Linked DNA regions of Homo sapiens: regions 1, 2, 3 and 5 are each linked to region 4. The links are chromatin loops, found by intact Hi-C in ENCODE. Cell type or tissue: PC-9. All regions are shown on one strand.

Evidence for each region. Peaks named below come from ENCODE experiments on the same cell type or tissue, not always from the same donor. Only the 100,000 strongest peaks of a DNase experiment are listed, where the experiment ranks them.
Region 1: a loop joins it to region 4, with 2.9 times the contacts of the local background. A loop is called at or near these places in 3 of 110 quality-filtered maps.
Region 2: it touches region 4 in a loop (5-fold over the local background); 15 of 110 quality-filtered maps call a loop at or near these places.
Region 3: a loop joins it to region 4, with 4 times the contacts of the local background. A loop is called at or near these places in 3 of 110 quality-filtered maps.
Region 5: a loop joins it to region 4, with 4 times the contacts of the local background. A loop is called at or near these places in 3 of 110 quality-filtered maps.

Annotation. Positions count from the first base shown.
Region 1 is chr3:185,794,132-185,799,131 of GRCh38, reverse strand. The region is part of intron 2 of IGF2BP2 (insulin like growth factor 2 mRNA binding protein 2); the gene reads left to right. Among named protein-coding and RNA genes, the nearest start is that of IGF2BP2, 28 kb to the left of the region's middle. RefSeq lists enhancers at 1-163, 551-3,835. In PC-9, no CTCF peak of the experiment used is centred here; DNase peaks (open chromatin) are centred at 601, 2,321 and 4,301; H3K4me3 peaks cover 488 bases; H3K27ac peaks cover 3,963 bases.
Region 2 is chr3:185,916,146-185,921,145 of GRCh38, reverse strand. It overlaps TRA2B (transformer 2 beta homolog), which reads left to right. Exons shown (of 9, transcript NM_004593.3): 6 at 1-42; 7 at 1,650-1,709; 8 at 2,708-2,781; 9 at 3,421-5,000. The coding sequence ends at 3,431. Among named protein-coding and RNA genes, the nearest start is that of TRA2B, 19 kb to the left of the region's middle. In PC-9, no CTCF peak of the experiment used is centred here; no DNase peak of the experiment used is centred here.
Region 3 is chr3:185,981,766-185,986,765 of GRCh38, reverse strand. No RefSeq gene overlaps it. Among named protein-coding and RNA genes, the nearest start is that of TRA2B, 46 kb to the right of the region's middle. RefSeq lists an enhancer at 2,701-3,222. In PC-9, CTCF peaks have their summits at 2,851, 3,060 (motif pointing left) and 4,889; a DNase peak (open chromatin) is centred at 3,075.
Region 4 is chr3:185,731,858-185,736,857 of GRCh38, reverse strand. The region is part of intron 2 of IGF2BP2 (insulin like growth factor 2 mRNA binding protein 2); the gene reads left to right. Among named protein-coding and RNA genes, the nearest start is that of IGF2BP2-AS1, 21 kb to the right of the region's middle. RefSeq lists a silencer at 2,804-2,853 and an enhancer at 4,536-5,000. In PC-9, CTCF peaks have their summits at 2,581 and 2,780 (motif pointing left); a DNase peak (open chromatin) is centred at 2,747; H3K27ac peaks cover 3,236 bases.
Region 5 is chr3:185,958,225-185,963,224 of GRCh38, reverse strand. It overlaps the pseudogene NMRAL2P. Among named protein-coding and RNA genes, the nearest start is that of TRA2B, 23 kb to the right of the region's middle. In PC-9, no CTCF peak of the experiment used is centred here; DNase peaks (open chromatin) are centred at 2,254, 2,984 and 3,284; H3K4me3 peaks cover 4,106 bases; H3K27ac peaks cover 4,781 bases.

The DNA.
Region 1 (5,000 bases), 62 kb before region 4:
CACTGTGCCCGGCCTGCAGCTTCTTTCTCCTAAATGTTGAGTAAAGAAAAACTTAGAGCCAGGCACAGTGGCTCACGCCTGTAATCTCAGCACTTTGGGAGGCTGAGGCGGGAAGATCACTTGAGCCTAGGAATTCGAGACCAGCCTGGACAACATGGTGAAACCCGTTGCTACAAAAAATACAAGAATTAGCCAGGCGTGGTGGTGTGTGCCTGTAGTCTCAGCTACTTGTAAGGCTAAGGTGGGAGGGTTGCTTGAGCCTGGGAGCCAAGACCGCACCACTGCATTCCATCCAGCCTGGATGACAGAGTAAGATTCTGTCTCAAAAAAAAAAAAGAAAAAAAGAAAAAAGAAAAACTTAGTTATATTTTGCTTACTCAGGGTTTTCTTGAACAGGTACTGTCTGCTTCTTATGATGTTGCATTAATAAAAAACTCCCTCGTAAAAGCAGGTGTTTTAAAGCAAATGGTGTTTTCCCACAGGAAAAATGTTATATTTGGGTGTTAACGTCCTGATCAAGGCCTTGGCATCAAATAAATCATGAATGGGACCAATAATGTGTCATAAAATCAACAATACAATAATTACAAACCTCCATAGTCATTTAAAATAATATACTCCAAGTCCAATAAAATTGGCATGAATGTTGTGTAAGAAAAATTCATGTGGTCATAGAAACACAGTTTCCTGAATCTATTATGTAATAAATATTAACACTATTTGTACTCGTAGAATTTGGAGAGGAAAGATCTGGATAGCCTAAGTCTCTAAAAATGTTGAAGGAAGTCTTTAGTGGATGCCTTTTTCCACTGTAGATTTCCTGGGAGTAAACCTGGAGGTGAATAAAACACCGGGGCCCAGTCACTGTCTGTCATTATTGGAGGTGGTGAGAATGTGGGCGTGTTTTTCCCTGAAAAGCAATTTTTTTTTCTCTTGAGGCAGAGTCTTGCTCTTCTGCCCAGGAGTGCAGTGGCGCAATCTCAGCTCACTGCAACATCCATGTCCTGGGTTCAAGCGATTCTCTTGCCTCAACCTCATGAGTAGCTGGGATTACAGGTGGGCACCACCACCCCTGGCTAATTTTATATTCTTAATAGAGATGGGATTTCACCATGTTGGCCAGGCTGGTCTCGAACTCCTGACCTCAGGTGATCCACCTGCCTCGGCCTCCCAAAGTGTTGAGATTACAGGCATGAGCCACCACGCCCGGCTTTTTTTTTTTTTTTTTTTTTTTAAGAGACAGGGTCTCACTCTGTCACTCAGGCTGGAGTGATCTTGGCTTACCGGAGCCTTGACCTCGCCAGGCTCACGTGGTTCTCCCACCTCAGCCTCCTCAGTAGCTAGGACTACAGGCATGCACCTCCACGCTTGGCTAATTTTTTTGTTTTTTTTGTAGAGAGAGAGTTTTGCCATGTTGCCAGGCTGGTCTCGAACTCCTGGGCCCAGCTGATCCGCCTGCATTGGCCTCCCACAGTGCTGGGATTACAGGCATGAGCCACTGCTCCTGGCCTGTGAAAAGCATTTTTAAGTGAAGGGACTGATGCACAGTTTCTCCTTGAGTTTCTTCAAAGCTCTGCCTGTCAGCTGAAATAAAGGTGAAAGAGTGAAGCCAGCAAACTCTGCTCTTAACTGAAAAACCAGGCATTAGTTGTTAGATCATTAGTCCTGCTTTCTAGGAGAGGATCTTCAGATGTTCTCTTTGGGGTGTCCAAATTAGCATAGGCTTGTAAGAGTGTAAACAAATGATATGGCCAAAAGAGTACCGGACATGGGATCAGAAGACCTGGTCCAGCCTAGCTGTACTCCTTACTGCTTGTGTGGCTCTGGATAGGACACTCCTGAGCGTCCACCTCACTTTCCTACATTGTGAGCACAAACACACCTACCTGGAAGAATTGTAAGGGCTGAGTAGGTTCATGTGTATCATTGTACCCAGCATAGGAAGCTTTTTATAAGTAGTTGAAATAATTGATTGGTGAAGTGAACATAGAGAATTCTGTCTCTTATCCTTCTTGTCCCTGGAGTAGAAAGCCTGCTTTTGGTAGATACCTAAGCAGAAATAGTTCTGGGGAAGTGGGGAGAAACAGGGTGGGGCAGTGCGTTTCTCACTTTGCAGATCTTCCTGGGAGGCCTGAGAGTGGATGGGGTTTGGAGTGTGTTGTTGGTTTCGTACCTGGAATCTGATGTGCATTTTGACTCAGAATGCATTGTCAGGAATCTTGATGACAACGGTATGTTGCTCAGTAACTGAAAGATTGTTTGAACCAAACTATTGTAGCAAAATTTTCTTGGCAGGTATGCCCTGTTGATACTGAGCCCAGTGTGCATTGATAGTTTTATAGTGACTACTACAAAGTAAACAGAAGTTCACAGTGACTCAGAGTAAACCGTGACTCAGAGTATACAGGTACTACACTCTGGACATCCTAAAGCAATTAACAAATAAATGTGCTGGTAGGAAAATTGTTGTCTATTGTATTACCTTAGTCTCTCTCTCTTTTTTTTTTTTTTTTTCCTAGCTCAGGAATTGTTCTTGTCCCTGGAATTTTTTTTTTTTTTTTTTTTTTGAGACGGAATGTCACTCTGTCACCCAGGCTGGAGTGCAGTGGTGTGATCTCTGCTCACTACAACCTCTGCCTCTCGGGAGTTCAAGTGATTCTCCTACCTCAGGCCCCTGAGTAGCTGGGATTACAGGCGTATGCCACCATGACCAGCTAATTTTTGTATTTTCAGTGGAGACAGGGTTTCACCATGTTTGCCAGGCTGGTCTCAAACTCCTGACCTCAAGTGATCCGCCCTCCTCGTCCTCCCAAAGTACTGGGATTACAGGCGTGAGCCACCATGCCCCGCCTATCCCTGGAGCTCTTATTTCAAGAATACACTAGATTCTATAGCCAGAAATGGTTAAGTTCTAATATGCAAACTGGATCTAAGGAAAAGAAAAAATGATTAAAAGACATAGTAATCCTTTAAATAAGTTTTTTCATGGAACCCACAGAATCCATAGACCTTAGGGATTATCTATTCCACTCTCCCCTGCCTGTGGAAATTCATACTCGGACATCAAAAAGTATGTCCTGTGTTAATGTTGGATATTACTAGAAAGTTATCCTCCTCAGTGCTGTGTTTTTTCCTCTACATCATACAATCTCTAAAAATTTTTTCATATAGTTTGTTGTGTTGAAGTAAAGCTAAGTTTAAGAACAAAACAGTATTTTTCATTTTCTTTTTTCTTTTCTTTTTTTTGAGACAGAGTCTCTCTCTGTTGCCCAGCCTGGAGTGTAGTGGTGTGGTCTCATCTCACTGCACCCTCCACCTGCTGGGTTCATGCAGTTCTCCTGTCTCAGCCTCCCTAGTAGTTGGGACTACAGGCTGGGACTGCGCCACCACACCCAGCTAATTTTTGTATTTTTAGTAGATACAGGGTTTCACCATATTGGTCAGGCTGGTCTCGAACTCCTGACCTCAGGTGATCCACATGCTTTGGCCTCCCAAATTGCTGGGATTACAGACTGACCCACTGCTTCTGGCTTCATTTTCTTAAAGAATTCACCAACCCAGATGATTTTGTCTCCTCTTTGTCTCTTTCAAGACACATTTGAAAATAGCACTGATACATTGTGAGATCCAGCAATTTCACTGCCAGGTGTGTGCCCAAAAGAATTGAAAGCAGGGACTAGAACAGATATTTGTACACCCATGTTAAAGCAGTATTGTTTGCATTGGTCAACATGTGGAAGTGGCCCGAGTGTCCATTGCCAGGTGCCTGGAGAAACAAATGTGGTATGGACATACAGTGGAATATTTTCAGCCTTAAGGGAGAAGGGAATTTTGACACATGTTACCACATGGATGAGCCATGAAGACATTTTGCTAATGAAATAAGTCACAAGAGGATAAGCACTATATGATCCCACTTATAGAAGATAACTGGAGGCTGGGCGTGGTGGCTCATGCCTGTAATCCCAGCACTTTGGGAGGCCGAGGTGGGTGGATCACGAGGTCAGGAGATCGAGACCATCCTGGCTAACATGGTGAAACCTCGTCTCTACTAAAAATACAAAAAAGTAGCCGGGCGAGGTGGTGGGCGCCTGTAGTTCCAGCAAGTCAGGAGGCTGAGGCAAGAGAATGGCATGAACCCGGGAGGTGGAGCTTGCAGTGAGCAGAGAGAGCGCCACTGCACTCCAGCCTGGGCGACAGAGTGAGACTCCGCCTCAAAAAAAAAAGAAAAGAAAAGATAACTGGAGTAGTCTAATTCATAGAAACAGAAAGTAAAATGGTAGTTGCCAGGGGCTAGAGAAGGGGGAGGATGGGGAGTTTCTGTTTTATGGGAACAGAGTTTCAGTTTGGCAAGATGAAAGAAGTTCTGGAGATGGATGGTGGTGATGGTTACACAATGGCATGAATGTACTTACCACCACTGAGCTGTTTACCTGAAAATTGTTAAAATAGTAAATTTTATGGGTTTTTTTTTTATCACAATGAAAAAAAAAGATGTGACCTCCAAATAAAGCCAATGTTTTGAAAGGCTTAAAAAGAAGCACTGTTGGGAAGGGAACTCTGGATGTGCATGGACACTTGAATGAGATGGTAAAGTCTAGGGTAAGGAATACTGGCCTGAGTCCTATCTCATCTGGTTCTGTCATTAACCAGCTCTGTGATCCCCCATTGGGCTGTTAGTTTTCTCATCAGTAATGCGAGGATGTAAGTTAGTTGATACTCAACCTTCCTGTCTGTTCTAGAATTCTGTGAGTCTATGATTAAGTCCTTAGCAAAGAAATATTTAGGAACAACTGCCTGTGTGAGGATAAGGAGCCAGACACACCTGTGATATGAGGGCAGCCCGGGTCTCTAGGATCTGCTCTGGGCCAGGTGTGGTGGCTCACACCTGTAATCCTAGCACTTTGGGAGGCCAAGCTGGGAGGATTGCTTGAGCTCAGGAGTTTGAGACCAGCCTTGGCAATGTAGTGAGACTCTACCTCTCCCAAAATATACATATA
Region 2 (5,000 bases), 180 kb before region 4:
TCGGGGCTATGATGATCGGGACTACTATAGCAGATCATACAGGTAAGTTATGAGGTAGAAAGGTCAACGTCTGAATCTCAGTACAGTGTACAGAGCAGCACTATGCTTAAGTTTTAGCCTTTGTTAAAAGCTTTGCTTTAGTACTTTTACTCGAGAAATGCAGAGTAGAAAGTTAAATCAGATTCTAAGGTTCTGTGTCTTAATCAATTTAATGTGTAACTGGATTTCTGTTCAAATATTCTAGAATATAAATGGGATTTAAATGATAACTTGGAATATTAATAATAAAATGTGTTTTATTTTTAAACATTGAATGAGGCCAGGCGCAGTAGCTCACGCCTGTAATCCCAACACTTCAGGAGGCCAAGGCAGGCAGATCACCTGAGATCCAGCCTGGCCAACATGGTGAACCCCGTCTCTACCAGAAATAAAAATTTAGCCGGTTGTGGTGGTGCACGCCTGTAGTCCCAGCTACTGGCAGGTGAATTGCTTGAACCCGGCAGGCAGAGGTTGCAGTGAATTTAGATTGCACCACTGCACTCCACTGTAGGCAACAGAGCGAGAGACTCAAAAAAAAAAATAAATAAATGAATACATAGTGAAAGCAAAATTATAGGCTGAGGCAGGGGAATTGCTTGAGCCCGGGAATTTGAGACCAGCCTGAGCAGCATAGGGAACCTCCACAAAAAATGAGGCAGGAAGCCGGGGAGGTTGAAGCTGCAGTGAGCCAAGTACGCTCCCACCTGAGTCTCCTCCCCCAGAGCAAGACCCCACCTTAAAAGAAAAAATTATAGCCTCTGTCTTAGCCTTTTAAAAGCAAATTTATAATGGCTTATAAAAGCAAATTTCATAAGCCATTTTGGAAAGCCAACACTTTTCAGGCAGTTTCTTGTAATCTCTTAATGCATGCATCGTACACTGAGGGCAGGTAAAATGGATGCCTTGAAAGAGTCCAGAGAATAATTTTAAAGATGTTAATTTAGTATGACAAGGGTATGTGGCTTTTTATTTTTGCCAAAAATTTGGTATTTCGGGGTTTGGGTAGGGAAATGTCAATCATAGTTTAAAAATAAAGATATCTTTGAGAATACTTCCAAAGATAAAAATGAAGTAAAATTGTGACATTTTGGTCCTCCCTTGTCAAAATGTGTAATTTGACAAGTCAAATAATGTAGTTAGTAAGTATTGACCACAGTTGTCATTGATAATGGTATTGAGGTATATGGATGTCTATTTTGTGCATTATTTGGCAATGTTTAAGAAGTTAACAGTTGTCAGTCATTGTCTGAAAGTGAGTCTGTAAGTGTATTGTTCAGCATTTTATCACCCATGAAAACCCTTTTTTTATTTAAAGCATCACTCTATTGAATGGTACTAAAGGTACAAATTTGTTGGGGCTGAGATTTTTTTCTTAGTTTGATTTTTTTTTTTAAGAGCATTTACTTAGGAATGTTCTGTGTTCTAATACTACTTATTTCAGCCACCAGAGAGAACCCTATGCCAGTTTCTAAAAAGGGTGGCAAATCACTTGACCTGCAAGAAACATCTCATTCATGCTCTATGAAAGTTTTTATTTTACTAAATGAATGACATAATTTTTTAAAACTTACAAACTGAATGCGTGTTGTGTTGCCTTTCTGTCTTCACAGAGGAGGAGGTGGAGGAGGAGGAGGATGGAGAGCTGCCCAAGACAGGGATCAGATTTATAGGTATGCCAGGAGAGGACTTAGCATCTGTACAACAGTATAAAGCTTCACATAAAGATGTTTGCCTAGTAATGTTTTGGTAAATTATAAGTGGAATACCCAAAATCAGACTGTTTGAAGCTCATGAAAATATTCTAACGGAAACTAAATGTATAAAGTCTTTGTATATTTATAAAAATTAATTGGTTTTGCAATAGATTATTTAGTGATACCATTTTATACCGTGATGAGGTACAGTGATGTTAGTCACTGATAACTCATTTTTTTTGTCATTATGTTCTTGTATTACATTTTCCTTGCTTTTTAAAAGTAAGCATCTCAAATAGCACAAGAACATTCAAGCCAGCCTTTTTAACACAAAGCTAAATCCTGAAGCACTTGTGAAATTAGTTTTGGGTGTTCAAGAGGGTGCTGTTGGGATTATTTAATGGTATGGGAATTTTCTCATTTTTATTTTTAATTTTTGGAGACAGAGTGTTGCTCTGTTGCCTAGGCTGGAGTACAGTGGAGCAATTTGAGCTCACTGCAGTCTCTGCATCCCGAGTAGCTGGGATTACAAGCATGCACCACCGCACAGAGCTAATTTTTTTTTTTTAGTAGAGACAGGTTTTCACCATGTTGGTCAGGCTGGTCAAACTCCTGGCCTCAAGTGATCCTCCTGCCTTGGCCTCCCAAAGTGCTGGGATTATAGGCGTTGAGCCACCGCACCCAGCCAGGAATTTTCTTTTACAAAACTCTCTTAACATAGTTCACAAAATTTAAAAAGTAAGTAGATTAAAATATAGCAAGGATTATTTGACCTTAAAGTTATTAAGAGTGCTTATTTGACACTTGGGCCTGATAATGTGCTTCATTCTCAAGATTTAAACAGACCTTGAAGGTTCATGCAGCTTTCCTTTTTTGGGGAACTGATGAAAGGGCAGTATATATAGTCATAAATTTATATGTTTGGTCTAATTGTGATCTATTGAGACTTAGACAATCTTGACATTTGTTTATAGAAGGCGGTCACCTTCTCCTTACTATAGTCGTGGAGGATACAGATCACGTTCCAGATCTCGATCATACTCACCTCGTAAGTTTTTATCTTAATATGATTGTTTATATTGTAGTATGGCTTGCTCTGATGACAGTGTATTCCCTTTATCAGATAATGGATTGGTTTCAGGTAGTTTCATACCTAATGATTCTCCACACATCCTGAACATTTTTTGGTTCAAGAAAGTTTGTGGAAACAACCCTTAGAATCCTATTATTTTTTAAGAAGGAAAAATTGGACAGCCTCCTGAGCCAGAGTAGGCTCGGAGACTCCTGTTGTTTCTAACTGAAATAGTAAATAATGTATTTCCACCATTTACCCAGAGTAGGCTCAGAGACTCCTGTTGTTTCTAATTGAAACAGTAAATAATGTATTTCCACCATTTAGTAGCTTTTCAAGAGTCCTTAAAAATTTTTGGACAGCACAGAAACATGGATTACTTAGCCCTTTAGTTCTCAGATTGAGTTATATACTTCCCAGCAATTTCTGTTATTTAAGATTGCTATCTCATTTCTGGTGTAATACTTACATGGAAGTCTTTCTCTATTTGGGGGTGGTGGGGTTCTGGCACATAGGAATTTCTTAATGGCAGAATATTCTGAAATTCTCGGCATTAAAGTATACTTGATAATTAGTTCACTTAATATTAAAGCATGTTCATTCTTTTCTTCCCAGGTCGCTATTAAAGCATGAAGACTTTCTGAAACCTGCCCTAGAGCTGGGATATTGTTTGTGGGCAATATTTTTTATTGTCTCTTGTTTAAAAAGTGAACAGTGCCTAGTGAAGTTAGGTGACTTTTACACCTTTTACGATGACTACTTTTGGTGGAGTTGAAATGCTGTTTTCATTCTGCATTTGTGTAGTTTGGTGCTTTGTTCCAAGTTAAGTGTTTTCAGAAAAGTATGTTTTGCATGTATTTTTTTACAGTCTAAATTTTGACTGCTGAGAAGTTTCTATTGTACAAAACTTCATTTAAAAGGTTTTTCTACTGAATCCAGGGTATTCTGAAGATCGAAGCCTGTGTAAAATGCTACCAAATGGCAAAAAGCAACAATAAACAGTTTGATTTTTACTTTTCTTTCTAACATATCAATGCTTAGCAGAACTATTCAGATTGTCAGTAGTAAATTTAAAGACAAATGCCCGTTTTCCTCCAGTCCATGAAACATACCATACTTATATACCTGCAACTAAGTGTTTAAAATTATGCTCTGTAACTCTGTACTGCTAGTATTAGAACTAAAAATCTTAAAATACAGCCAGTGCTTAATGCTTATATCAATGTGGATTTGTCGGCTTTTATGTAATCTGTAATATGTATAGCAGGAAATACGAAGAGTTACACAGTGTATGCCTTAAAAGGCTGTTTCTTAAAGGTGTTACAAGGGGATAATGGTATTTCAACTAGTTATCAGCAAGTGACAATACATTCCACCACAAATACACTCTTGTTCTTCTAGCTTTTAGACTATATGAAAAAACCGGGTGCTTCAAAGTACATGATAAGGGAACACTATACCTGTCATGGATGAACTGAAGACTTTGCCTGTTCATTTTTTAAATATTATTTTCAGGTCCTTTGCTTACCAAAGGAGGCCCAATTTCACTCAAATGTTTTGAGAACTGTGTTTAAATAAACGCAAATGAAAAGAAAAATGTTGGTGCAGCTGTTCACAAAGAAGTGTTCTTGTTCTATTATAATTAGAGTTCTTCTGTAGTTTAATCGTTAGGGCAGTGTGTTCCTTGGGCTGAGGTGTATCTTTGCTATTTTGGGCTGGGTTGAGGGGGGGATGAATTTCTGTATTCCTGGAAAATTCAGAGTGCATAACTAGGTATTAGAGTGATCTCCATTTGGGGATGGAGTTACAGTAAATAACTAGACTGCGGGTACTTTAATACATGTTCTTATTATTTTGCATTTAAGTAATTTTCATGACCAATTGTAGGGATGTTGCTACAGGTGGGTTATTTTGTTGCCTTGCTAACCTTTATCGCATCTAGGTATTAGTATGTTTCAGGTACTTTGGGAAGAACTTTACATATAATCTTTAGCAATGAAATGATGTAGAGTAACTTACCTTAGTTCAAATAGCTGTTTAAGTGGCAATGCCACGATCTGAATTGAACCTAGGTGATCTTAGTCCACAGTTCTCTTGATCATGATGTCTCAAATCTGGGTACCTGGGTGATGGAAAATACCAGTAATGGAGCATAGGCAGTATTGGCAGGTCTTAATTTGTAAAACTTACTGTCC
Region 3 (5,000 bases), 250 kb before region 4:
AGGCTGGTTTGGAACTCCTGATCTCAAGTGATCCGCCCCCCTCGGCCTCCCAAAGTGCAGAGATTACAGGCGTGAGCCACTGCGCCCAGCCACAAGTTACATTTGACTGTCAATGTGTTTCTATTTAAATGTATTTGTATTGCCTTTAGGTGGGTCGCACGGTCTCCTGTCGGTACAGTCGCCACCACTCCCTTCTGTGCTACATCTGGCTTGTTTCCTTCATCTACCAGCCCGGCTCTTGGAAACCTTTGGGTTTGATCCCCCAAGACCTCCTGAGGGCTCTCTCGATTTCCACGCAGGGCTTCCACACTCAGCCCCGTGACCCCTGTCTTGCCCCCCGTTAGCCACGCAGATCCACGGCCTTGCCGGTAGCCTGAGGACACCGTGGCTCCGCATTCTCTTTCTGCACATGCGCGAATGTTGAGCCCGCCCTCCGCCAAGCACTGCCTTGTCCTCACCCCAGTGTTAGTTTCGTTATTCTCTTGTGTGTGCATCTGGGAGACAGGATTAACAAGCAATATCCTATGGAAAGTTGTGGTTTCACAGCATATGGGTAGATGGGTTTCACCAACTTTTAGAGTTGATCTTTATACAGTGTTGCACATTAGCATTTATACATTGTTTCTAAGGAGAATATGTCCAAATTCCAAACAACTGAATTCTGAATGAATCTGATGACCGAATCCTTTTATAACTTGAGAACTCTGCCCTTGTGTGGTCTTGATGGGACTTCAGAGCTGCAAGCGTCCCTTGGTTGGGAGGGAGGATCGAAGTTCTAGTGTGTGGTGAAAAGCTCATGGACTTTGGAAACATACAGACTTAGATTTAAATCCTGACTCCTAATAACTGTGACTTTGAGCACGTTACCTAAACTCTGTGAAGTATGTTTCTTTATCTATAAAATGAGAAGATAATCTTTCTTAGAGTGTCGATATAAGATTCAATGAAAGTGTATACCTTCATCTCTTAGAGTGGCTAGGACGTAGTAAACACTCATAAATAATTATTATATTTGTTATAAGGAAGACAGGACAATCGATAAATAATATTTGTTAAATTTTTAAAATAACTCTTGCTTATGTAAAAGTTCAACATAAAAGTAACAATTTTTTTTTTTTTTTTTGAGACTGAATCTTGTTCTATCGCCCAGGCTGGAGTGCAGTGGCGCAATCTCGGCTCACTGCAACCTATGCCATCCAGGCTCAAGCGATTCTCGTGCCTCAGCCTCCCTAGTAGCTGGGACTACAGGCACGCATTGCCACACCCGGCTAATTTTTGTATTTTTAGTAGAGATGGGGTTTCACCATGTTGGCAAGGCTGGTCTCGAGCTCCTGACCTCAAGTGATCCGCCCGCCTCAGCCTCCCAAAGTGCTGTGATTACAGGCATGAGCCACTGCACCCGGCCAAAACTAACAATTTTTATTATGGAAAACTAGGGGAAAGAAGAAACTTAAAATAAGGAAAATAGAAATCAACCAAAATTTTACTTCAATGAAAACATTTATTAACATTTTGGCATATTTTTCCTTCCAATGTTTTACTATGTATATGTAGTTTACACAATTGGGATTAGGCTAGATATAATGCTGGATATAATCCAATATTTTTCACTTAAAACATAATTTTTCTCAGTAAAAATTCGTCACAAATGCTAGTTCTAAAGAATTTACAGTTTAAAGGAATTTTTAAACTTCAATAATTTAATTATCCATTTCTTAAATGCTGAACATTTTGCTTACTTCTATATTTTTGCTCTCATGAAAAAATACTTTCATATAAAATCCTCAAAATTATATTTTTATCTATATTTGTGTTTATTTACTTAAGATGGTTTCTTAGGAGTTTTGCCAAGTAAAGGGTGTGTACATTTTTAATCCTCTTGCAACACTCAGCGGGGCAGCCCGTCAGAAATGCTATAGCAGCCAAGGTGCAGTGGCTCGCGTCTGTAGTCCCAGCACTTTGGGAGGACGAGGCAGGCGGATCATGAAGTCAGGAGTTCAAGACCAGCCTGGCCACCATGGTGAAACCCCGTCTCTACTAAAAATACAAAAATTAGCCAGACGTGGTGGCGGGGCGCCTGTAATCCCAGCTACTCAGGAAGCTGAGGCAGGAGAATCACTTGAACCGGGAGGCGGAGGTTGCAGTGAGCCGAGATCGCGCCACTGCACTCCAGCCTGGGTGACAGAGCAAGACTCTATCTCAAAAAAAAAAGAAAAGAAAGAGAGAGAAAGAGAAGAAAGAAAGAGAGAGAGAGAGAGAAGAAAGAAAGAAAGAAAAAAAAGAGAGAGAGGGAGGGAGGAAGGAAGGAAGGAAGGAAGGAAGGAAGGAAGGAAGGAAGGAAGGAAGGAAGGAAGGAGAAAGAAATGCTATAGCAACTTCTACTCGAGATGGTTTAAAATTCATGTTATTGCCTTCCTGCTCACTCCTATGAGGAGTCCAAGTCAGGACTACATTGCCAGAGTGTTCTGCTCTGTTACTTGGGAGAATGGACAGTGCCTGAGGGCCGTTCAATACGCACTTCCTAACAGTGCCCCAGTTTCCTTTTAGTGAATTGTCTCTGCCCCTTGTGTAGTCTTGATGGGATTTCAGAGTTGCAAAGGTCCCTTGGGTTGGGGAGAGGATGACAAGCAGTGTGGCCAGCGGAGAAGCCAGCAGCAGGAGCACCAGCATCCAGCAAGGCTCGGCCCCGGCTGCCAGGCGGAGAAAGGGCAGGCCCTGTGCTCTGCACTCCTGGAGCAGGGTCTGAGACCCCTCTATGCAGAAGGCTCACCCTTAGCCTGAGGGCCTTCCTCTGCATGGGGCGAGCCAGTGCTGGAGTCTTTGGATAATCCCTTGGTCCTCCCTTTCCTTCCCTTAATCTCAAATCCGGCACGGAGAAGGCACTTCACCCCAGAGAAGGTGACCAGCGCATGTCTGTCGAAATGGCCACGGAGGGTAACCGACAAGGCTTTAAGATGCGCCGTATAACTATCTCCTTTGGCTTTATTCCCCAAAAAAGCCCGGGGAAAAAATCACCTGGGATGAGGCTGGAGCGATCCTTTCTTATGCTGGACTCATACTGCCATCTAGTGGTGGGAGAAGGAAGCTGGGAAGGGACGGGACACCGGGCAGCGGGCGGTTAGAGCAAGATGAACCTGCAGTCCAGGAGGCCAAGGTCAGGCGACACTGGGAACCGCCCAGGGGGCACTTCAGAATTTTGGGAGGCATATGAAGGAGGCAAGGGGAGGAATTATGCTCAACAATAATTATAGCTGTTTTTTTGCCGGGCGCCGTGGCTCATGCCTGTAATTCCAACACTTTGGGAAGCCGAGGAGGGCAGATCACCTAAGGTCAGTAGTTCGAGACCAGCCTGACCAACATGGAGAAACCCTGTCTCCACCAAAAATACAAAATTAGCTGGGCGTGGCAGCGCGCGCCTGCAATCCCAGCTATTCGGGAGGCTGAGACAAGAGAGAATCGCTTGAACCCGGGAGGCGGAGGTTGCAGTGAGCCAAGATTGCACCATTGCACTCCAGCCTGGACAACAAGAGCCTCTGTCTCAAAAAAAAAAAAAAAAAAAAAAAAAAAAGAGAGAGAGAGAGAGAGAGAAGAGAGAATAATTACAGCTGTTTCTTGAGCACTTACTACCTGGCAAAGACTATACAAAGTGCCTCTCATGCTTTCAATCTTTCAGTCCCCCCAGCAGTCCCCAGTGAGGATGGGGAGACCAAGCCTAGAAATCAAGTAACTTGACCAAGTTCACACAACTTGTCAGTGGCAGAGGCAATCAAATCCAGGATTATCTGACTTTGTAGCTTGAATTTCTAGGGTCATTTCTGGAATCACGGAGAGAGATCTTCTGCATCCTTTCTATTCCATCGCCCACACCCCCAACCCTAATCTACTCCTGGACAACAAAGGGTGCTCTTGTTCACTGAGATGCACGGCCCTATTTCCACCTTCTGTGCCTCTCTTGGGTCCCCAAGTCTCTACCTGAACAACTGCAAAGGGAATCCTTTCCCTCCTTTGGCCTGGAGACTGTTGGGCAGGACTGGGAGAGGATAGTGGGTGGAATCTTTTGTCCACTGTCAACAAATATTAAAATGTCTCAGACTAGTTGGAAGTTATTTTCCCTTCTTTGTTATGTGAGATTGAGGTCCCTAAAGTGCACAGTCTCATTTCAGATCAGCCACTGCAAAGTTTGGTTCTAAATCCTGGAAGGACTTCTCATGCTTTCCAGGAACAATTGTTGGGACTGATCCATGACAGCCCTGGCCTGTCTCAGTCTTCTTTTTTTTCTTTTCTTTCTTCCTTTTTTTTTTTTAAGAGATGAGGAAGTCCGGGCATCGTGGCTCATGCCTGTAATCCCAACACTTTGGGAGGCTGAGGCAGGCAGATAGCTTGAGGCCAGAAGTTTGGGACCATCACTTGAGGCCAGAAGTTTGAGACCAGACAGCTAAGCCCTGTCTCTACAAAAATACAAAAAGAATTAGCCGGGCATGGTACTATGTGCCTGTAGTCCCAGCTACTCAGGAGGTGGAGGCAGGAGGATCACTTGAGCTCAGAAGTTTTAGGCTGCAGTGAGCCATGATTGCACTACTGCACTCCAGCCTGGGTGACAGTGTGAGACCCTGTCTCAAAAAAAAAAAAAAAGAGAGAGAGACAAGGAAGGTCTCACTCTGTCTAGAATGCAGTGGCATGATCACAGGTCACTGAAGCCTCAAATTTCTGAGCTCAAGAGATCCTCCTGCCTCAACTTCCCAAGTAGCTGGGACTACAGGCACACACTACTATGCCTGGTTAAGTTTTGTTATTTTTTTTAGAAACTGGGTCTTGCTATGTTGCCCAGTCTGGTCTCAAATTCCTGGCCTCAAGCAATCCTCCCACCTTGGCCTCCCAAAGCGCTGGGATTGCAGGTGTGAGTCACCATGCCCAGCCATCCCGGTCTTAAAGAACCAACCTGCCATCCCAGCAAACACACAAAAAGTCCAGGGACCCTTGGGCCTATAGTCACTCTCCAC
Region 4 (5,000 bases):
CACAGTTTTGCGTATCAGGGTCAAAAGGAAAACTCTTGTTACAATCTGTGGAAGCCAAATTCAGGCATGTCCCCAACATTGTGCAGTCCGACATCGCAGAGACTGCCCGTGAAGCCTAACTTGAAACCCTAAGTGTTGAGCTCATTAACTCTGCCATCAGATGACTGATTCCCCACCTGCATGGTGTCCCCTGCTGGGAATTTCAGGTTGTGAGCAAGATGCAGAGATGTTCTCTTATTGTTTAATTCACGGCCACATTGGGTAAGCAAGTGGGCCTATTCCAGTGGAGGAAATGTCATCCCCAAGATGTTGCCATCGCATGGGTAGGGAATGATGGTGCACATATTGTGTGTGTGAAGCCATGTCCCCAAGAAGGGGAGCCGAACCCATGGCAGTGTCAAAATCTGAGGTCAAAGCTGTAAAAAGTGTTCACCTTGGATTGAGATGTGGCCATGGAATTATCTCTACCCCATAGGAGTTAGGCAACAGAGATGTCCTTCAAACTAAATCAGAATTTAGAGGGCAGTCTTAAAAGGAGGAGTGTGGTGTTTGGAATGGAAGGGTTTGTTGGGGCCCTTGGAAGGAGCTGGAAGGCACTCAGACCCTGTGAAAGAGTGGCCCCCCCACCTCCGAGTCCCCGTGACCTTGGCCCAGTACCCCCTTAGACCTAGAGGTGCCAAGGCAGCTTCAACCAGGTGCAGGAGCTGCTGGCCTTAAGGATCTGATGGATTTGATCCAACAAACTGGACTGAAACGGTGATCTGGGGGACCCCTTGGGGCCTGTGACACTACCACTAAGAAAAAACTCTGAGAGGGAGGGTGGATTCCTTCTGGTTAGCCTTACTGGAGTGGTCCAGCATTCTGTGAAATCAGAGCTGAGCTAGGACTTGAGATAACAAAGTGTATGCATATAGTTTATAAACTAATCTTCTCCCCCGTTTTCTGTGGTCTTCTTTGGTGTCACTATCCCACCCCCCATTCATTCACTCATTCAACAAACTTAATGAGCTCCACTTCTGTGGCTAGTTAGGAGTCCATGCTGTTAAGGATATGAATTAAGATCATGGTGATGGAAATGAAAAGGTATATTTTTAGAAATATTTAAGAGTTATGGATGTGGGATTAGGAGATGCTATTTAGTGGCAGAGCTGTAAGTACAGCCTGGGTCTTCAGGTTCCTGGGGTAAGGAGCCTTCCCCTCTGCTGTGTAAAGCTTATTATCTCCTCCCGGAGGAACTCTGTAATTTAGCTCTTTTTTCTTGACCAAGGACTTGGCATGAGACTGACCATCGATAATGCCAAACACTGTCATAAAAGCAAAGATATGAGAGCTTTGTTCTTAGCTATTTATATTTATGCTGTAAATCCTTTAAGATAGACATAATTGCTGTGCACATAGATTAAGGGATGTAAGGCCAGGCACAGTGGCTCATGCCTGTAATCCCAGCACTTTGGGAGGCCGAGGCAGGTGGATCACCTGAAGTCAGGAGTTCAAGACCAGCCTGGCCAACACAGCGAAACCCCATCTCTACTAAAAATACAAAAATTAGCCTGGTGTGGTGGCTAATGCCTGTAGTCCCAGCTACTCGGGAGGCTGAGGGACGAGAATCACTTGAACCCGGAAGGCGGAGGTTGCAGTGAGCTGAGTTCATGCCGCTGCACTCCAGCCTGGGCGACAGAGCGAGACTTGGTCTCAAAAAAAAAAAAAAAAGGATTTAAATGTATTTTCAAGCATTGATATTGTCATAAAATGTAATTCACTGATAAAATGCACATAAAATTAATATATTTTCTTTAGTCTGTAACATTAATAATCTCATCTGCCTTTTAGAGTAAGGACTGCCTTTTGTAGCTTGAGCACTTATGTGTGCTTTCATGTTACAACGCTGTCTTCGCTATTACAGTGTGAGGGAGCTGCTGCTCTTATCTCCACTCTGCAGAGGGGAGATTGAGGCACGTCGGAGTTGAGTAATTGGCCAAGGTCAAATGGTAAGTGGGAAAACCTGGATTTGAACCCAGGCAGCCTGGCATCCAACTCCAAAATCCTTGACCTCTATACTCTAGTGTTTCTGACAGGAGGAGGGTTTTGGAGTTAGGTTTTAGCCTGAGTCTCATAAGATCTGTCCAAAGAAAGTTGAGCTTACAATTAATTTCCCTGCTGTAAGCAGGAAAATTAAAATTATTTTTTTCCACGTTACTGCTGCCTTAAATACTGTAGACAAGTTTCAGCGTACTTCTCACTTCATTGGAAACCTATAAAGATAATTGCCAGGTGCTAACACACACTTGTTAAAAACCAGCTTTCACTCGTTTTTAACAATGCAAAAGTGAGCAGTTTCTCATCTGCCCAGTGTATGATTCTTTGCTCAGAAGAAGTAGAATGGATGAACAGAGACGCTGAACGATTGTGGAATTTTTGATTATGCTTTAATAGGGAGGTAAGGAAAATGTATACAGGATTTGGGAACTAGACAACGTGAGTTTGCATTTGGGCTCTAGCATTATGATCTCTCTGACCTTGGGCAAGTCACTTCACCTCTGAGTGTGTTTCCTCTTCTATAAAATGGGGTTGATAAGTTGCCCAACCCGCCCTCACAGAGCTGTTGTTGGAATTGAATGAGATAAAGTATGTGAACACGTTTCACCTATGTAACTATGTGCAGATGCTCATTACTGCCATGGCTAGGGAGAGAGGTGCCGGAGCAGAGGTGAGCAGCTGCCTAGAGGAACTTGAGCAGGTTTCCCTGGGTTACTGTATTCCTAAGGAAATGTGCACCCTCTTGTGGCGAAGTAAGGGGGTTAAGGGTTCTTGTGAAAAATACTTCAGTGTTGTTACTGTGGGATTTTTTTGGTCACCAGAAATACTTTCCCAGTAATGAATGTACACACTCTTTCTAAACAAATCCTTAAATTGCAAGGTGAGTGAATTATTTAGTCCTTACCCAGTTTTTAATTTTTCTTCATGTCTTTCCTGTTCCATTCATAGAGAGACTTGCTAAACTTTTCATTTTCCTAAACTACTGTTTGTTTGTTTTTAATGTGCTTGTTGCATTTACTTTATTTTTGGCTCTAATTTATTTATTTATTATTATTATTATTATTGAGGCGGAGTTTCGCTCTTGTTGCCCAGGCTGGAGTGCAATGGTGCAATCTTGGCTCACCACAACCTCCGCCTCCCGGGTTCAAGCGATTCTCCTTCCTCACCCTCCTGAGTAGCTGGGATTACAGGCATGCGCCACCACACCCAGCTAGTTTTGTATTTTTAGTAGACATGGGGTTTCTCCATGTTGGTCAGGCTGGTCTCGAACTCCCGACCTCAGGTGATCCGCCTGCCTCGGCCTCCCAAAGTGTTGGGATTACAGGCGTGAGCCACCGCGCCCAGTCTGGCTCTGATTTATTATCTGTTAAATTTTAAACACATAGGGCTTTCTTTGTCTGCCTTTGCTAACATAGGACTTCTGGTGCTTAGCATCTAGTAAATGCTCAGTAAATGATGATGAGTGGGTACTGACAGTCTTAACCATTCCTCAGTTTCCTTCTCCCTTTGACTGTGGAGCACCCTCTTTTCCTTGGGATCAAGCTTCCTGAAATATACGGAAATGGATTGAGAAAATATGGCTTATCAATCACTTTACATTTTCTCAGGTTCCTCTTTAGTAAAATAAGAATGAGAATAGATGATTTCCAAGATTCTTACTTTGTAGGGACAAGGGAATCAGATGATTGTGTTCTTTGGCAGAGCCTAGTCTGTGAAATGTCTTATGACTATCAGCTTTATTGTATCCTCCCCTAGTTCCTAGATGAATAGGGTGGGGAAGCAGGAGAATGCAGTATAGTGGAAGGAAGGGAAGTGGGGTGATGAACAACAGGATAAGAGAACATTGTGGTGGGCAGGTTGGGGGAGGGATTAACAGGACAGTAGCAACATTCCAGAAAGAAGCTGTAACATCCTGAGGTATGTGAACATTTTTCAAAACGTATACACATGGTATTATCTGTGAGGCCTACAGGGGATTATCTAACTCAACATCCTTTATTCCCACACATTGCTTACATTAAATTTGGGGAAAAAATATTTTCTCTAATTGAGTTATGAAGTCCTTGGTCATGTAGCAGTTCAAGCTACAGCAGTGACTTTATAATTGTCTTCATATACTCTTCATTTTATTAAAAATTTCTCTTTCCAACCTGGTTGCTTAAAAGCATTGTTTTGATTTTAGAGAGCTTGAGACATGGGTCTTGCAGAAGGAGGCCAGCCGTCTCCCTAGGGAGGGTCCTTGTAGTATGTTGGGGGCTGGGCAAGGGGTGCTTGCCTTAGAGGGTTTTGAAGTCCCAGATTTGGATCTCAGTTTTACAGTTTCAGGTTTCACACCAGTCTTAACTATATCAAGACTTGCTAGTGAGTCAAAATGTCAGTTGTTTATCATACTGAGAAATACTAAAAATCCTGTACTGTTTCTCCCAGCTGGTCAACATAGTCTTCCCTGGAGAAGCCACATTGCTGCTGAAAGATTGGTTGGTGCATGTTAGGGAGTTGCTTGGTTTTATTAATCCAACAGATCTTTTCTGAGTTTCGCTCTGCATGCCAAGTACTGAGGAAGGTACCAGGATTAAGAAAAAATTCTAGCTTTCAAGGCCTCACACTCCCAATAGAGAAAAAGCCACATAAACAAACATCAGAGCCATGTGCTTAGTGTATAGAAAAGGGATATACAGGGTTCCCGGGGGCAGAGAGGAGAGGCTGGCACTATATGTTTTGAAGGAGGGTTGGAGTTTCCCAGATGGACCAGAGAGAACAACGAGTGCACAAGACTAGAGGCAGGAGCTGAACGTGCTCCGGAAACCACAAGAAGTCCGGAATGATCTTTTTTTTTTTTGAGACGGAGTCTCGCTCTGTCGCCCAGGCTGGAGTGCAGTGGCATGATCTCAGCTCACTGCAAACTCTGCCTCCCGGATTCACGCCATTCTCCTGCCTCAGCCTCCTGAGTAGCTGGGACTACA
Region 5 (5,000 bases), 230 kb before region 4:
AGGTGGTATTAGCTGTCTACAAGGTTTGAAAAATTAATCAGATTTGAAAGATGGTTCTGTTTAAAGGTGGAACATGGAGAGAAGGCAAATGGAGTGTGGAAAAAGCTTCTAAGAGGGAGAATGGAAAAAATCAGAGAGATTTAGAAGACAGAATTAATAGAGTGACTGGCCACTCCCAAAAATCTTATCCAACTGCCTACCCAGTCTCTGGATGCCTAGTTGGCAACTCAAGTTTAATGAGACCAATTCAAGTTTAAGGAGTTCCTGACCTCCTCCTCCCCACTGTCTCCCATATTTCAGTGAATCTCAACTTTATTCTTCCAGTTACTCAAGCCATAAAACTTCAGAGTCATTTTCAACTCTTCCCTTCTTACCCCTGATATCTGGTCCACCAACAAATCCTGCCAACACAACTTTTAAAACCTCCACAGAATCTGACCACTCTCCACAATCTCATTGCTACCACCCTGGTCTAAGCTACTATCATCTCGCCTATTTTATGACAACCACCTCCTAACAGGTCTTCCTGCTTCAGCCCTTATCCCCTATAGTCCCTTCACAAAGCATAAGCTAAAATGATCCTTTTAACACCAAAGTCATGTGATTCCTCTGCTCAAAATCCTTCAGTGTCTGGTATGCTGTTGCAATCCTGCAGTCCCAGCTACTTGGGAGGCTGAGGTGGGAAGATCACTTGAGCCCAGGAGTTTGAGGCTGTGTACTATGATGGCTCCTGGGATGGAGAGTCACTACCCTCCAGCCCAGGCAACACAGTGAGACCCTGTAGCTAAACACAAACACACTGAAAAAACCAAACCCTTCGATCACTTTTCTCTTTCAGGAAAAGCCAACATCTTTACCATCACCCTAACGCTTAATAGAGTCATCCCCCGCTCCATTGCCTCTTCTTCTCCTTTTAATATCATACTTGACTGTTGATTTTTGAGAATTTATTTCACTCTGCTTCCTGCTTTAGCCCTTGACTTCCTCCAGACAAATTCCTGTTCTCATAGAGCTTATATTCTAGTGTGGAAAGACAGGCAGAAATAGAAGAATTGAAGTAAGGAAGGGAGCCAGACATGGGCAGGGTGGAAGCAGAGTTGCAATTTCAAATATAGAGGTCTGGAAAGTCCCCATGGAAAAGGTAACATCTAAGCAGAGACCTGAATGGCATGAGGGGGAAAGCAGTGGGTAACTGTGTTAGTTCTTTCTCACACTGCTGTGAAGAAATACCCAACACTGGGTAATTTATAAAGAAAAGAGGTTTAATTGACTCACAGTTTCACATGGCTAGGGAGGTCTCAGGAAACTTACAATCATGGCGGGAGACACCACTTCACAGGGTGGCAGCAGAGAAAATGAGGGCCCAGTGAAGGGGGAAGCCGCTTGTAAAACCACCAGATCTCATGAGAACGAACTCACTATTGATACGAACAGGAGACAGGGAAATACTGGGTAGAAGAGGGTGGTTCCTGGCAAAGGCCCCACCCTTAAGCCTGGATACCTGCTGCCCTAAGTAATAGGCATTCCTGTTTTTGCACCCCAAAAGTTGCCTTCTGGCCTGCCACCACCCCTATCCTGTATCCATATAAGCCCCAAACCCCAGGCTCCAGAAGCAGACTAGGAGACAAGGAGACAAACAGATGGCAGAATGGTGCAGCAGAGGAGAGAAGAGAAGGAACGTCAGGAGGAGTTTGGCTGAGGATGTTCGGAGAATCAGCCACTGGACAGCCAAACTCCAGGGCAAGATCATATTTCTACTCCATCCCCTGTCTAGCTCCCCAACCATCCCACTGAGAGCCACTTCCACCACTCAATAAAACCCCTGCATTCATCCTTCAAGTCCATGTGTGACCTGATTCTTCTGGGATGCTGGATGAGGGCTTGGGATACAGAAAGTTGTCACACTAGCCCCCTCCTTTTGCAAAAAGGCAGAGGGTTCACTGAGCTGGTTAACCCTTAAGCCATCTGTGGATGGCAAGGCTAAAAGAGTGCACTGTAACACATGCACACTTGGGCTTTGAAAGTTACAGACACCCACCCCTAGATGCTGCCATAGGGCTGGAGCCCAAAAGCACTTGCCCCAGTTCCTGCACCTACCGGTATGCATGCTCCCCATCTCTTAAAGAGTTTGAGCTTGCAGTGGCAGAACAGAGAGCCACACCCCTGTGGCACACCCTGTGGTGGGGGACCAGGACCAGGGAACTCTCTCTTTTCACTATCATGAGAACAGGCTGGGGGAACCGCCCCCAGCATTCATTTATCTCCACCTGGTCACTCGTATGACATGTAGGGATTGTGGGAACTACAATTCAAGATGAGATTTGGGTGGGGACACAGTCAAATTATATCAGTAACAGAGGGAGATCATTCTAGGTTGAAGAAGCAGCCAATACAAAGGCCAGAGCCTTTGTATTTGTGGGATTGTTTTGGAGGAACAGCAAGAAAGCCAGGGTAATGAAGCGGAGTGAGAGGAGGGTGGCAGGAAGAGAGTTCTGACACAACATTTCCAAGGCCCTGTTGCAGGGCATTAGCAGGACTTTGCACTTTACTGGGAGTGCCATGGGGCTGGGATCTTTTAGAGGGTTTTGAGCAGAGGCCTGACATGATCTGACAGTTTCAAATGGATCCTTGGGAGGCTGAAATGAGAATAGATTGAAGGAGAAAAACCTGATTTGATTTATATTGTGCAAAGATGGCTCTGACTGTTGAGGAACAAACTGTAAGGGAGCCAGGAATGCAAACTTCCCACACACTCCATCCTTGCAGACTCCCTGGAAGATTGGTCAGGCATTGGATATTCACTACAAACCCCCAGGCCCCTCACACTTGTACCTTTTGCTTATTAGGAAGTGAGTGGAGAGAAGACTTCAGAGTATAGCTTATGTTGAAATGAGACTTATACCAACCAGTTAGCCCCATGACTGGGAAAGGGAGATTACGTCAGTGTCCTTGTCCTGCTGAGATCAAGTTACAAATCAAATCATGCCACCCCTTTACCACATCAAGAACTAAAGCAATAGGATACTTTAAAAAATTTCTTCCAAAGAGCTCTTTGTTCAGCCCACACTTGCAGGCTCTAAAGTTACAAACAGGAAGACAGGAGAGTGAGCAAAGTCAGCATGCCCTAAAAATTAAAGACTTTTTACCTGTTGCTCCAAACACTGTAATTACTTTCTTGCTGGCCATGTTATCAGGAAAAGAGAGAGTCAGTGGAGTAACAGAACTTTCCCTGGAGCAGCGACACCAGCCGAAATGCTGTGTTTCTTCTCTGGTGAGAATTATAAACCCATTCCAATTACCACGCCTTTTATTGTGCCCCTCCTTGTTCCTGTTACCACTAGTCCACTTACTCACTGTGACACTGCAATTTTCAATTTTCTTTTTTTCTTTTTCTTTTCTTCTTCTTTTTTTTTTTTTTTTTTTTTTTGAGATGGAGTTTTGTTCTTGTTACCCAGGCTTGAGTGCAATGTCACAGTCACAGCTCACTGCAATCTCCACCCACTGGGTTCAAAGGATTCTCCTGCCTCAGCCTTCCAAGTAGCTGGGATTACAGGCACGTGCCACTATGCCTGGCTAATTTTTTTTTTTTTTTTTTTTTTTTGTATTTTTAGTAGAGACGAGGGGATTTCACCATGTTGGCCAGGCTGGTCTCGAACTCCTGACCTCAGGTGGTCCGCCCACCTTGGCCTCCCAAAATGCTGGGATTACAGGCATGAGCCACTGCACTCAGCCAACACTGCTGTTTTCTTTCTTTCTTTCTTTCTTTCTTTCTTTTTAATGGAGTTTCACTCTTGTTGCCCAAACTGGAGTGCAGTGGCGCAATCTCAACTCACCGCAACCTCTGCCTCCCGGGTTCAAGCAATTCTCCTGCCTCAGCCTCCCAAGTAGCTGGGATTACAGGCATGCACTATCACACCCAGCTAATTTTGTATTTTTAGTAGAAGTGGGGTTTCACCATGTTGTTCAGGCTGGTCTCGAACTCCCAACCTCAGGTGATCCACCCACCTCGGCCTCCCAAAGTGCTGGGATTACAGGCATGAACCACTGCACCTGGGCTGACACTGCAATTTTCTAAATGAAGACTGATTCACTCACATATTTATTTGTTCAGCAAATGTGCATTGAGTGCCTTTGGTATACAAGGCATTGAACTAGATGTCCTGGTGATGTGGCTCTTGTAAGGGGGCTAAGCTCATAAATAAATAAAACTGTAGTACAGGGCAATGGCAAAGGAAACTCAAGGGACCTAAGTCATGGAGGAGAAGCACAAAACCCAGAATTAGGGAAGGTTTTCTCAGAGGAGATAATGCTGCAGTTGGCCTGAAGACCCAACATGAGTCATTTATTCAGGGAGTGTAGGGAGAGAAACCATCGCAGGCAGGAAAAACTTCACACAGCCAAGCCCAAAGGCAGGGCAATGATCCCACAGGGTCATGATGGCTGCAGCAATGCTATGTGAGCAGCAGGAAATAAGACGGAAGGAGAGCAAAGGCCCAGAACACAAAGGGCATGCTAGGCATGGTGAGGAGCTTGGCTTATCCCAACAGCCACAGCAGTATTATGAGATCTTCTGGCAGCAGAGTAGTGGCTGGGTTGAAATAAGACAATGCTGGAAGCAGGGACAGTCCTAAGCTTATCCTGAAGAAATGACATAGGTGAGAAACACTAAAGGCTTGAACAGAGGCAGCGTCAGGAGTTGTATTGTGTCCTCCCTCCACCAACAAAATCCATGGTGAAGTCCTCATCCCCAGTACCTCAGAATGTGACCTCATTTGGAGATAGGGTTCTTTTTTTTTTTTTTTTTTTGAGACAGAGTCTTGCTCTGTTGCCCAGGCTGGAGTGCAGTGGTGCAATTTTGGCTCACTGCAACCTCTGCCTCCCAGGTTCAAGTGATTCTCCTGCTTCAGCCTCCCAAGCAGCTGGGCATACAGGTGTGCACCACCACACCTGGCTAATTTTTTGCATTTTTGATAGAGACAGGGTTTCACCATGTTGGCCAG